4 separate regions of the Homo sapiens genome follow, and regions 2, 3 and 4 are each linked to region 1. A link is a contact called in ENCODE Hi-C data. All regions are on one chromosome and are shown on one strand. The core of a region is the stretch at or near the end of the contact, and the rest is flanking DNA. Distances in the headings are between cores, read along the strand shown.

The links. Hi-C counts contacts between places; a loop is a spot of excess contacts on that map. Pooled maps may share reads with other maps.
Region 2: a pooled map shows a loop between it and region 1 (5-fold over the local background). The contact joins the enhancer-like site here to the promoter of MTRR in region 1. A Hi-C loop is called at or near these places in 7 of 50 pooled maps.
Region 3: a pooled map shows a loop between it and region 1 (5-fold over the local background). The contact joins the promoter of ANKRD33B here to the promoter of MTRR in region 1. A Hi-C loop is called at or near these places in 8 of 50 pooled maps.
Region 4: a pooled map shows a loop between it and region 1 (16-fold over the local background). The contact joins the enhancer-like site here to the promoter of MTRR in region 1. A Hi-C loop is called at or near these places in 8 of 37 single-sample maps with no recorded cell type and 5 of 50 pooled maps.

The regions. Positions count from the first base shown.
Region 1 is chr5:7,867,673-7,870,397 of GRCh38, reverse strand. MTRR (5-methyltetrahydrofolate-homocysteine methyltransferase reductase) reads right to left here and starts at 1,250. Exons shown (of 15, transcript NM_002454.3): 1 at 1,183-1,250. FASTKD3 (FAST kinase domains 3) reads left to right here and starts at 1,367. Exons shown (of 7, transcript NM_024091.4): 1 at 1,367-1,419; 2 at 2,202-2,725. The coding sequence starts at 2,315. RefSeq lists silencers at 748-797, 858-907, 918-1,357.
Region 2 is chr5:10,634,113-10,636,837 of GRCh38, reverse strand. The region is part of intron 2 of ANKRD33B (ankyrin repeat domain 33B); the gene reads right to left. Among named protein-coding and RNA genes, the nearest start is that of ANKRD33B, 71 kb to the right of the region's middle. RefSeq lists enhancers at 442-761, 2,654-2,725 and a silencer at 1,402-1,531. Within about 2 kb of position 1,362, at least 7 of the 41 ENCODE cell types and tissues checked have a DNase peak (open chromatin) inside an H3K27ac peak, as active enhancers do.
Region 3 is chr5:10,562,667-10,565,391 of GRCh38, reverse strand. It overlaps ANKRD33B (ankyrin repeat domain 33B), which reads right to left and starts at 1,322. Exons shown (of 4, transcript NM_001164440.2): 1 at 559-1,322. The coding sequence starts at 924. RefSeq lists enhancers at 139-348, 1-364, 365-1,259 and silencers at 489-538, 879-1,738.
Region 4 is chr5:5,750,747-5,753,471 of GRCh38, reverse strand. No RefSeq gene overlaps it. Among named protein-coding and RNA genes, the nearest start is that of ICE1, 330 kb to the right of the region's middle. RefSeq lists enhancers at 402-541, 692-751. Within about 2 kb of position 1,376, at least 3 of the 41 ENCODE cell types and tissues checked have a DNase peak (open chromatin) inside an H3K27ac peak, as active enhancers do.

The DNA.
Region 1 (2,725 bases), core at 1-2,500:
CCAAGAACCTGAACAAAACTTGAGCCACAGTATCATTCACAACAGTCTTAAATAGCTTTTGGTTTCCTCTTTTTAAAAAAAGATAAAAGTAAAAACTATATTAAAATGATAGGATTCTTGGTTCTTATTTGATCCTAACGCTAAACAAACTAATCATAGTACTAAAGGTAACTGAAGCACATACTCTCCTTCATTATTTAATGCAAATCAAAAATATGTGAGTGTATGGGCATATATACAAACGGGTGCATATAACGAAAAAATATTTCCAATCCACTTAAACATTTTACTAACACGTTTTTCCGCAAGAGATAAGCAGTAGTAAAACAAACGACACTCACAGATTTTTTTCCATACTCATCTAACGGCTAAAATTGGTGGGCTGTCAATTTGCAGAGACAGATTTAAACTGAAACCCAAACCAAAAGCTTGGCTTTCGGTGAATGAACCGCCCAGAACGGCACCTGGCATGAAACTGGTACTCGATAAGTTATCTGAATGAGTGAATAAACAATATGAAAACACTACACATTGACAGCTCACAGAAAACGGTGGAAACGATAATGAAAACCTTACTACAGCTAAAATTTCTATCACTTCCCATGAAACACACATCCTGAGGGCTTCCCAGGATCAATCAACCCCTCATCCCTGCTACTGCCCCACAATCCGGCACCACCTTCCCACGACTCTCAGCGGAGGCCCGGGCCCCAGCAGCCCCGGAAGCGGCGCGGAGGCGGTGGGCAGAGCTCACGGCCGCGGGCAGAACTCACGGCCGCGTCCCGCCGGGTGGGCGCTCGGAACGTCCCGGGTTCCCCGGAGCGCGCCGCCCCAACCCGGCATGTTCCCCAGTTCCCCGCGTCCCCGAGTGCGGTTTCCCTAGGCCTGGAAAGCGCCTAGAACCAAAGGCAGAACATGAGGAGAGACCCCACGCCGCCCAGGGGCCTCCCGCGGCAGAGGCCGACGCCGAGCCCAAGGACACGCTCCCGGGGACACCAAAGCCAAAGGCCAAAGGCCAAGTCCGAGCCCCAGCCCGCGCCCGCGGCGACCCCCGGAGGCCGAAGGGCGTGGGAACCACGGGCGCAAGCCGGCTGCCCACCCCCGCCCCGGGCCGCCTCTCCCAGGAGATTAGTGCAGGGCGAGCGGCCGGAATCCGGGAACCGTAGCCGACAGGCAGCTTACCCACGCCGCGCCAGCCGGGCACGAACCTGCACAACGCGACTTCCACCAACCTTGCGCCAGCGCGCACTGACGCAGCGCCCATGCTCGGTACCCAGGACCAATAGAAAGCTCCGAAGGGGACCTGGGCCAATCACATTGCGCCGCCCTGAGTCGTGCTCCCGCCCCGCGTTTGCTACGGAGGCCCACGACGCCCAGGCGCTTCCGCGACCACCCGGAGTGATTGCCCGGCAGAGCGCGGTAGGTGTCAACGCGGGGTCTCCGCGCAGTTGGTCCGGCTGGGTGTCAAAGACCTGGCCGGCTTTCTCCTCAGGCTGCGCCGCCCGGCCCGTGTCTCAGCGCAGGTCCCCGGGGCGCCGAGTTTGGGGGTGCTCGCCCCGCGGGTCCCTTTCATTCCTAGGAAAACGCGCCGCGGGGCCTCCCGTCTGTCTGTCTTGCACACACGTGTTGCCAAATCCCCCCGCACCGTCTTTAGATCTGGACTGGCCGCCCCACCTTCTCCCTTCATTGATCTATGTTTTGCTTTTTCTTTTCCTACCTTGTTTCCATTGACAAAGTAGACCCTTTCCTTCAACACTAACCTTCTCCCGACACCGAGGGGAAACCAACAGCTTAGGGCCTTTCCAGCGCGTTTTTACCCTTGCCTTGCTCTAACCTCGCCTAATTTTGCCCACTTTACCTGTTCTTTGATTTCTATCCAAATGCAATTTCTTCCTTCAACCAACATTTAAGGGCCACCCTTAAGAGCTACATTGCCTGAGTTTGAACCCTAGCTCTGCCACTTAACCACCTGCATAAACTGGGCAAAGTAACTTTGTGCTTCAACTTCTTCCTCGTGTAAAATGATAGTAAAAGTACTGAATCTGTGTAAGTTAATAGAATACCTACAACAGTGTTTAGCAAGTAATAGCGATTGTTATTGTTCAATGTCAGCCACTCTTCTAACTCTAGGATGCAGAGACTTTGCCCCTCTGGTGTTTATATGTTAACCATCCTTTTTTTTTTTTTTTTTTTTTTTCCAGATACTCGTTTGTAGTTTCATAAACATTGATGTTGGGTCAATCATGTTCTCAATGTATTTAACCATGTGTTTTTAAATTTTTTAATTTAGTTATCAAATTGAGAATCTGATGGTATGGCATTAATCACCTTGAGGAAGAACCTTTATCGTTTATCTGATTTTCAGATGCATAGAGCTCTGGCTGCTTTAAAAAATAAACCTCTAAATCATGTTCACAAGGTAGTCAAGGAGCGTCTGTGCCCTTGGTTGTGTTCACGACAACCTGAGCCTTTCGGGGTCAAATTCCATCATGCCCATTGTAAAAAGTTTCATTCGAAAAATGGAAATGACCTTCATCCACTCGGTGGACCAGTGTTCTCTCAAGTATCTGACTGCGACAGGCTTGAACAAAATGTTAAAAATGAGGAGAGTCAGATGTTTTACAGGAGACTGAGCAACTTGACTTCATCAGAAGAAGTGCTAAGTTTTATAAGCACGATGGAAACCCTGCCTGACACTATGGCAGCAGGAGCTTTACAACGAATT
Region 2 (2,725 bases), core at 113-2,612, 2.8 Mb before region 1:
CGAAGCTCAGACTTCACTCCTTCGTGACCAACCACACCTGGTGGAAAGAGCTTCCTTCCTCTCTCCCTCTGCTGCACCCTCCCCTGAGCTGCCACCTCCATCCAGGCCCCTGCTGATGAGGTCTGAAACTCTTGGGAATATGAGCAATCTGCCCGAGTCTCTCCTCCTGAACCCCAGGGGAGGTGCTGGGTACCCAGTTCCCATCCTTTTTGTTTATTTAAGAGATGGAGTCTCTCTTTGTCACTCACACTGGAGTGCAGGAGCACGATCATAGCTCACTGTAGTGTGGACCTCCTGGGCTCAAGAGATCCTCCCTCCTCAGCCTCCCAAGTAGCTGGGCTCACAGGCGAGCATCATCATGCCCAGCTAATTAAAAAAAATTTTTTTTTGTAGAGATGGGATCTCCCAACGTTGCCGAGGCTGGTCTCAAACTCCTGCATTCAAGCAGTTCTCCTGCCTCAGCCTCCCAAAGTGCTGGGATTCCAGGTGTGAGCCACTGTGTCTGGCCACAGTCCCCATTCTTATGCACCGATGACGCAGTGCTCAGAAATCCCCACTTATTCATTCCAACTCAAGCATGTTCCTTTCAGCCCCCACTGTCGCAGCTGCAGGGGCCTCGTGGACATTTCTATGCACTCTCTCCTTAACTTGGCATCACCTCCCTCCCCCCAGGAACACCTGAATCATGGAGAAGCCGGGCCCTGGGCCCAGAATCTCCACAGGCATCTGGTTTGCACAGAAACTTCCAATGGGTGGCACTGCCTGAGATTTGGGATGGGAGAGAGGTGGCAAGGACATCACTCTGGGGTCGGGCAGGCATGAGACCTGAGGTGCCTCCCCAGCCCAGCCCACCTCTGCAGACAGAATACTACGTGAGCATGACGCTGCAGCAGCCTCCAGGATTCCCCGCTGCGGCTGAGATCTCCAGTAGGCAGGGCTGGGCGCCCTTGGCCTCTGCTCCCCTAGCCCCTTCAGTTCAGCAAATCCAATATGAAACCCTCCGATATATCAAGTGGCTTCTGTCTCCCCAGCCACACCCTGAGGGATAGTACTGCCGGGGTTGGAACCCAGTTTCCTCCTTTGAGGGCCACTCCAGGCTGCTGCCTCACCAGTATGAAATCCTGTGGGTTTGCTCTTCATCAATCCAAAAGAAGAAGGAACAGGCAACCAAAATCAGGGGTGAACTCTCCTGAGGAGCAAGCTCGCCATTGACCTCAGCCCATCTCCTGAGCTCTCCACAAATGTGAAAAGGGGAACCATGTATCTTTTTGAAAAGGAAGCCCTGATGAGTCTAACAGTGTTCAGGTTATAAGCAGGAAACAAAGGGTACGATCCCCTCGCTGCGTGACTCACAGCCAGTCGCTGGTGCTTTTTTGACTCATTTACACCACATTGCTCTCCCTCGTCCTTTACTATGTGCGGGGAGGGGCTAAGGCCAGCTGTCAGGTACCCAGAGCTGCTGAATTACTCTCAACTGGGTGGTATGGGAAGGTGGGGGAATCCTTTGATCTCAGTTTGGTTTATGGTCCAGTTAAATGCTTGGCGGCACCTGTCAGTTAGATTTAACCAGGGGCATAGTAAAATGAATTGCAATTCCTTTGGAGCCATTTCTTTAAACTGTGAAATAGCGTGTCCGTCACAATCTTCTGCAGGATGTTCCTTTGCACTGATATATCCTCAGCACTTTGAACAGGTGGAAAGAGGAAAAACTCAAAGTCCACAGAGCAAACCACCCATTATATAGATCTGTTCTGCGTATTATGTTGAGTCCAGAAAAACCAACATGCAGTCAACTTGTTCTGACTACAGGCCTGAGCTTTCGATGATCCAAGAAATCACGCCCTGCTTCCCACGGGTTTTCCCAGGATGGCAGAATAATACCTCTCATCACACAGATGACCCCATTCAATGGAAATCAAAGGTGGACCCAATACTTCTAAGAATGTATAAGTATTAACCTTTCTTCTTTAAAAACCATGATGAGTAACCAAAAGGAGCTTTCCTTTTCTTTACATATATGAGACACACAGCCTTCCTTGCACAAGGGAACCCAAACACACGCCATATTGAAATCTAGTTTGAGGCCAGGTGCAGTGGCTCACTCCTGTAATCCCAGCACTTTGGGAGGCCAAGGCAGGCAGATCACTTGAGGCCAGGAGTTCAAGACCGGCCTGGGCAACATAGTGCCTGTCTCTACTAAAAATACAAAAATTAGCTGGGTGTGCTGGTGCATGCCTATATTCTCAGCTACTCAGGAGGTTGAGGCAGGAGCATTGCTTGAACCCAGGAGGTGGAGGTTGCAGTGAGCTAAGATCACACCACTGAACTCCAGCCTGGACGACAGAGTGAGACCCTGTCTCAAAAAAAAAAAAGAAAAAAATCTAGTTTGAGCCCAGTCCAACTTGGACATTATGGAATCGGACTTGGTTCCTGAAATCCTCAGAGAAGCCCTTTTAAAGGGTAGGTTCACCTAGAGAACCCCAGAACACCCCCTCTCCACCAATAAGCCCTACCCTGCTTAAGAGAGGGTCACAAGTGACCCAGGGAGGAAGTGAATTTGAATGAAATCGCGTCACTGGAACATAGTGTAGACAATGAGCTCAGTACTGAAGAGAGCTGGCTCTGAGAACAGCCAGGTTCAAGGCCCAGGCCTGCCACTCAGAATCCGGGTGTCTTTTGGAAGTCAGCTTTTCCATATCTGTAAAATGAGGGATAATATCAACCT
Region 3 (2,725 bases), core at 73-2,572, 2.7 Mb before region 1:
CAAGCTGTCCCGGCGAGGGAAGAAACTGTTGCTTCCAAATCATTGCGGCTGGAGGAGCCGATCTGCGCCCCAGCGTGTTAGGACAAGGGCGGCGCGAGGGGCCCAGGGGCCAAATGGGGCGCTGGGCAGGAGGGGCTGTCTCCTGCAGGGGAGGAGGAATGGTCCCCTGCCAGGGACCTGGGGAAAGGTAATAGTCAGGAGGGGACCGGGCCGCAAGAAGCCCATCCTGGATTGCAGCACGGGCAGCCAGCGCGAATTCAGTCAGGAGGTCCACGGGGACCGGTAAACGAGAAGGGGATGCGGTGAGGACGCCGGACTGGCGTTTCTGCCGCGCTGACACCTCGACTGCTCCCTCCCCGCACCGCGTCCCCCAGCCTGAGACGGGGAAGCCACCCAGGGCACCGCGCTCCCAAACAGCGGGGAAAAGGCGCTCTGGGCGGCGGCTGAGTGACCGAGGGACCGGTCCGGAGCCAGGAGCTGGGAGGCGCGGGGATGTGGTGGGGAGGAGGGGAGTGGGGGCAGTGAGGGGGCTCAAATCCTGCGGGGACGCCCGCTTACCCTGCCGTTGCGGTCAGTCTCCTGCGCCTCCTCGACGCTCACCCCGCGCCGCACCAGCGTCCGCAGCAGCCCCACGTTGTTGGCGCAGGCGGCGCGCAGGAGGGTCGCCGTCTCCGGGACGCTTTCCGGGACGCCCTCCGGGACGCTCTCCGCGCTCTCGACGCCGTGCTCCTCCTCGTCCTCGAAAGGGTAGAAAGAGTCGTCCGAGGCGATGCTGCGGGTGTCTGGCAGACTCGAGAAGTCCTCAAACTCTTCGTAGTCAGCGGGGTCCTCCTCGACCTGCGCGCCCCGGGGTGGGGACGGCGGTGGTGGGGTCATGCAGCGCGCCCCGCCGCCCTCCGGCCCGGTCCCGGCCAGCAGCACCATGCCGGCGGCCGGGGCGCGGGCCGGGGGCCGGGGCGCGGGCAGGAAGAGCGGGACGCGGGGCGCGCGCCGAGGTCCCCGCTTCTCGCTTCTGCGTCCCCAGAGAAGCCGTGGCCCGCGCGCTCCAGCTCGGCGGAAACCGGCACCAGGCGGCTGCGCTCAAAGAAAAAAGTCTCCGGAGGCTGAGCGAGCCCCTGGGGTGGGCGGGACCGCGGGGGCTTTCCGAGGCGGGGCGGGGCGGGGCGCGGGGACACGCCTTCCCCCGGGGCCTTCCCCTCGCGCCCCTTCCTGGCCAGAGTTCAGAGCCAGGCAGGCGCTCTCTCGAGCGCGGGGACTGGGCACCTGGCAGCGTTGCCCCAGAGCTGGGGACAGCTGGCGCGGGAGAAGCAGAAGCAATCACTAAAGAAGCCGAACCCGAGTCGCGGGCGGCAAGCGGCCCCGCCCCTCCCTCCGCCGGCCCGCGGGATGGGGGCGGAGGTGGCGGCGGGGGGACGCCGGGGCGGAGCCGGCCTCCAGCTTCGGGAACCTCGGACCCCTGGAGCCGGCCTCCGCCGAGGGCGTCGGGCCCCCGGACCTGGGTGGGGCCGGTTTCTCCCGCCGCTTCAGAGGAGCAGAGCGGGTTTTCTCCCTTCGGGGGATCCCGGGCTTCGGGGCTGACTCCACCCGGCCGCGGCCGCTTGGAGGCCGGGGAATCCCCGGGGCGCTTGGCGGGCAGAGGAGCCGGGCGCGGGAGCGGAGCCGTCCACCTGGGACCTGTGCCCGGGGAGCGCTGCGGGCCGGGCCACTCTGAACTGGGGGCGGTCGGCTGCTGTGGGGGAGTCCCAGCCCGGAAGGGAGGACAATCCTCAGAGTCCCCCGTCTCGCGGAACCGGGGCCGGCCGTGGCTTGAGGGTTGGTCAGATCCTGGGATGGGGGGCGGGGTGTTCCGGAACCTCAGGGAGCATCTGAGTGGGAACGGACGACGAGGAACTCCCCGTCCCCATGCCTGGCCTGTGTCACGTGCGGGGATCTGCGGACTCACCCCCGGAGGCTGCGACTGGGCGCTGACCCCACGTCTGGCTGCCCAAAAGAGCAGGGCCGCGGGCGACAGCCGCAGTCCAGGCCCACAGCCCCTCTGGCCCGGCCTTGCCCTCTCCCCGTCAGTCCTGGCGCCGGGGATGGGCGGGGAGGAGGAGGGCGTGTGAGGATTTGCCACAGGGAGCCCTTGACTTCGGGGTAGGAGGCGTCGTGAGCCAATCTTGGGGGAAGGTCTCTGCGCAAAGGCGCGGAGGTGCGCTCGCGCCCGTCGCAGGTCAAAGACTGCGGAGGCCACCAGCCCTGTGTCCCCCTAGCCTCCTTCCTTCCTTTTTTTCCCCCGATCTTGACAGCGTGTCCACCAGCTGCCAGCCGGTGGGAGGCCCTCGCGGCCCCAAGGTGAACACAGCTAGGCTGGCGCAGCCGCTGGGGACCAGGCTTGAGGCCCACGTGCCGCTGGGCAAGCTGAGGGGCACGAGGGCACCGAATCCGAAACAGCCGTGGGAGGTGTAGGATGAGGACACGTTTAAACTGCGAAGCCGCTCGAGCCCTCGTGTCACACCGCACTGGCCCGACCCGCTGTCCTGGTCGCCTGGTCTTCCAGTGTCTCCAGCAGGAGCCAAAGGGCCTGCTGGCGGCCCCCGACCCGGCATCTGCAGGGCCCCGGAGGGTGGGGCGCGCGGGAGCACCGATTTCTGGTGAAGACGCCCTCGCACCTGGGCGGCTCTGAGCGAGCAGCGAACTGAGACTCGCTGGCCTCCTTCTCTACTCCGGGGATTCTTTCTGCAAC
Region 4 (2,725 bases), core at 127-2,626, 2.1 Mb after region 1:
AAGTCTGATAAGAAACATGTACAACCTATTCTCTCTGAAGCCTGCTACCTGGAGGCTTCATCTGCATGATAAAACCTTGGTCTCCACAACCCCTTATCTTAACCCAGACATTCTGTTCTACTGATAATAACTCTTTCAACCAATTGCCAATTAAAATATGCTTACATCTATCTACGACCTGGAAGTCCCCCCTCCCACCTTCGAGTTGTCCCGCCCTTCCAGATCAAATCAGTGTAAATCTTACATGTATTGATTGATGTATTATGTCTCCCTAAAATGTATAAAAGCAAGCTGTACCCCAAACACCTTGGACACATGTTATCAGGACCTCCTGAGGCTGAGTCACTGGTGCGTCCTTAACCTTGGCAAAATAAACTTTCTAAATTGACTGAGATATGACTGAGTTATTTTGGGTTCACAGACCAAAGGTAACTGAAAACACAGAAGTGAAACTGCAAATAAGTGGGTGCTATTATATCTGTGTGCAGACAGGGAGGGGAAAATTAAGCACAGGTGAACATACACATGAAACAACTTGAGACAAGCCTGGAAACTAAAATTCCAAAGCACGTGAAGAAAGACAGTCCCAGTGATGGAAGTCTGAGCTCCACAAACTCACTAAAGAAAGCATTCATCCCAAAGAAAGTGCAAGTGAGAGAGCAGTCTTCCAAAAGAGAGAGTGGCATCCAAAGAGACAAAATAAGAGCAATAGAACAGAAAGCGAACACAAACCAAGTAGAAAGAGACTATTTAAAGAGCCAGTTAGAAAGTATAAAAAAATAAATTTCAACAGGGTAATTAATGTGTAATAAGAATAAGGTGTTAGGGAATTAAAATGTTGTGGTGGCAAATATCCAAGTCTCATGGCCCCAAGTATGTTACCAGTGGAAGGTATCCAAGTAACCGGCGGTGAGTCTGTAGAGCTCTGCAGCAACCTTAGTTCTTGCCTCCTCAAAAGAAAGAATTCAACTGAGGGGCATAAGGCAGAAGAGGAGACCGGGACAAGTTTCAGAGCAGGAGTGGAAGTTTATTTAAAAAGGCTTTAGAACAGGGAAGAAAACAAAGTACGCTTGGAAGAGTCCCAAGTGGGCACTGAGGTCAGGTGCAGTGTTTAACCTTGACCCCAGGACTTTGTAGGCTTGCCCCTTTCCCATGATTCTTCCCTCAGGGGGGGCATTATTTCCCAGATGCACGGTGTCCTCCTTAGCCTTGGGAAGTGAGCACAGGCAGTGTGTTTAAGAAGCTGTGCACATGCCGGTCTGAGGCTTTCTTCCCTTTTCCTGTGGAGTGCCCCGAGTGGGTCATACTCCGCCATTTTGTCTCTTCATGCACATGCCCAGGAAGTTACTTCTCCCAGGCGCCTGCATTCAATGAACACTTTACTGCAACAGCTGTGGGGTATCAGTAAATGGCCTCTCCCTGGCACACGCTGACAATTTATCACTTTTAGAGAGGCAAAGTGATCATTGTCGAACCATCACCTGACATTCCTAGTGGATGAGGGAGGGCCCTTTCCTGGCCTGCTCATGCTTGTCTAAATACCTGTAACAAAAGACAGCACCAGAGTACTCAACCTGAATTACAGAGAAATTTAGAACAAAGAAAACATAAAAATGATCGTAAAAGAGTAAGGATAAATTGAGAAGCTCCGACATTCACCTGGAGTTGGAGTTAGATGGAATGGTGAACAGGCAACATTTGAAGAGATAGTGGCTTAGAATATCCCTGAAGTAAAAAGAGACATAACTTCACAGGTGTTTCCTGGGTGTATGTGCAACAGGGTAAACTTTCAAAGTCTGTATCTAGTTACGTCATAATGAAACTGAAGAATATCAGGGGTAGAAAGAAACTTATAAAAGTTTCCAGGAGATAGAAAAAAAAACAGTTAACCCACAGAAGACTGATAATTTCTTAACTAAATATTAAAATTAACCGCTGCCTAGAAAAATCCATTAAAGGATTAAGTATATCAATTAAAAGATTTAGTTCATGCAGATAGCATAATTATTCATAATACAAATTGAAGCATCCCGTTCAAAAAAGGTAATTCCAGGCACAACCATAAACAAGAGTTTATGGTTATAATAAGAACCATAAACTCTTATCACTAGAGTATATCTTTGAGTTCTGTTCAACCTCTTCCTCTGTCTACACTTTAAAAGTCTGCAAATCTTTGGATTTGCACATGAATAACCCTCAGATCTGCCCTTTCAGTCCTGCTGCCTTTCTCCCCACGCAAATACCTGTGACCATCTCCTCCACTTCGATACTCAGCCCCACTCAAGGAACTCTTCAAGCAGTAGGATAACATCATGTGAGGTGCCTTTTTTTCTTATCTTGGTGAATGCTATCTGCACCCATTGCACAGTACTAACACACTATCTTATGATTTATCTACATGGTGCAGCAGTATGTTCCTTCAGTGTAAAGCAAAACATAATTTTTATCTGATATTGTATTTTGCAAGCAAAGCCTCAAATAGTTCATTAATTGTTAAATAATTATGTAGATGGCTTGAAGATCATTTTATAACGTGCACAAATGTTTTGCAAATTTTCCTTTATAAGTTTAAATGTTTTTTAATGATATTGGGAGGAATCAGTGGGCATTTCTGTCGGGCTGGGGACATTACAATTTTCCCAATGTAAAATAACAAAACGTAGTCTTCTGCTTTCGGAAAATTCAGAATTAGTTTAGATTTGTGTAATGAAAGTTACTTGGATTT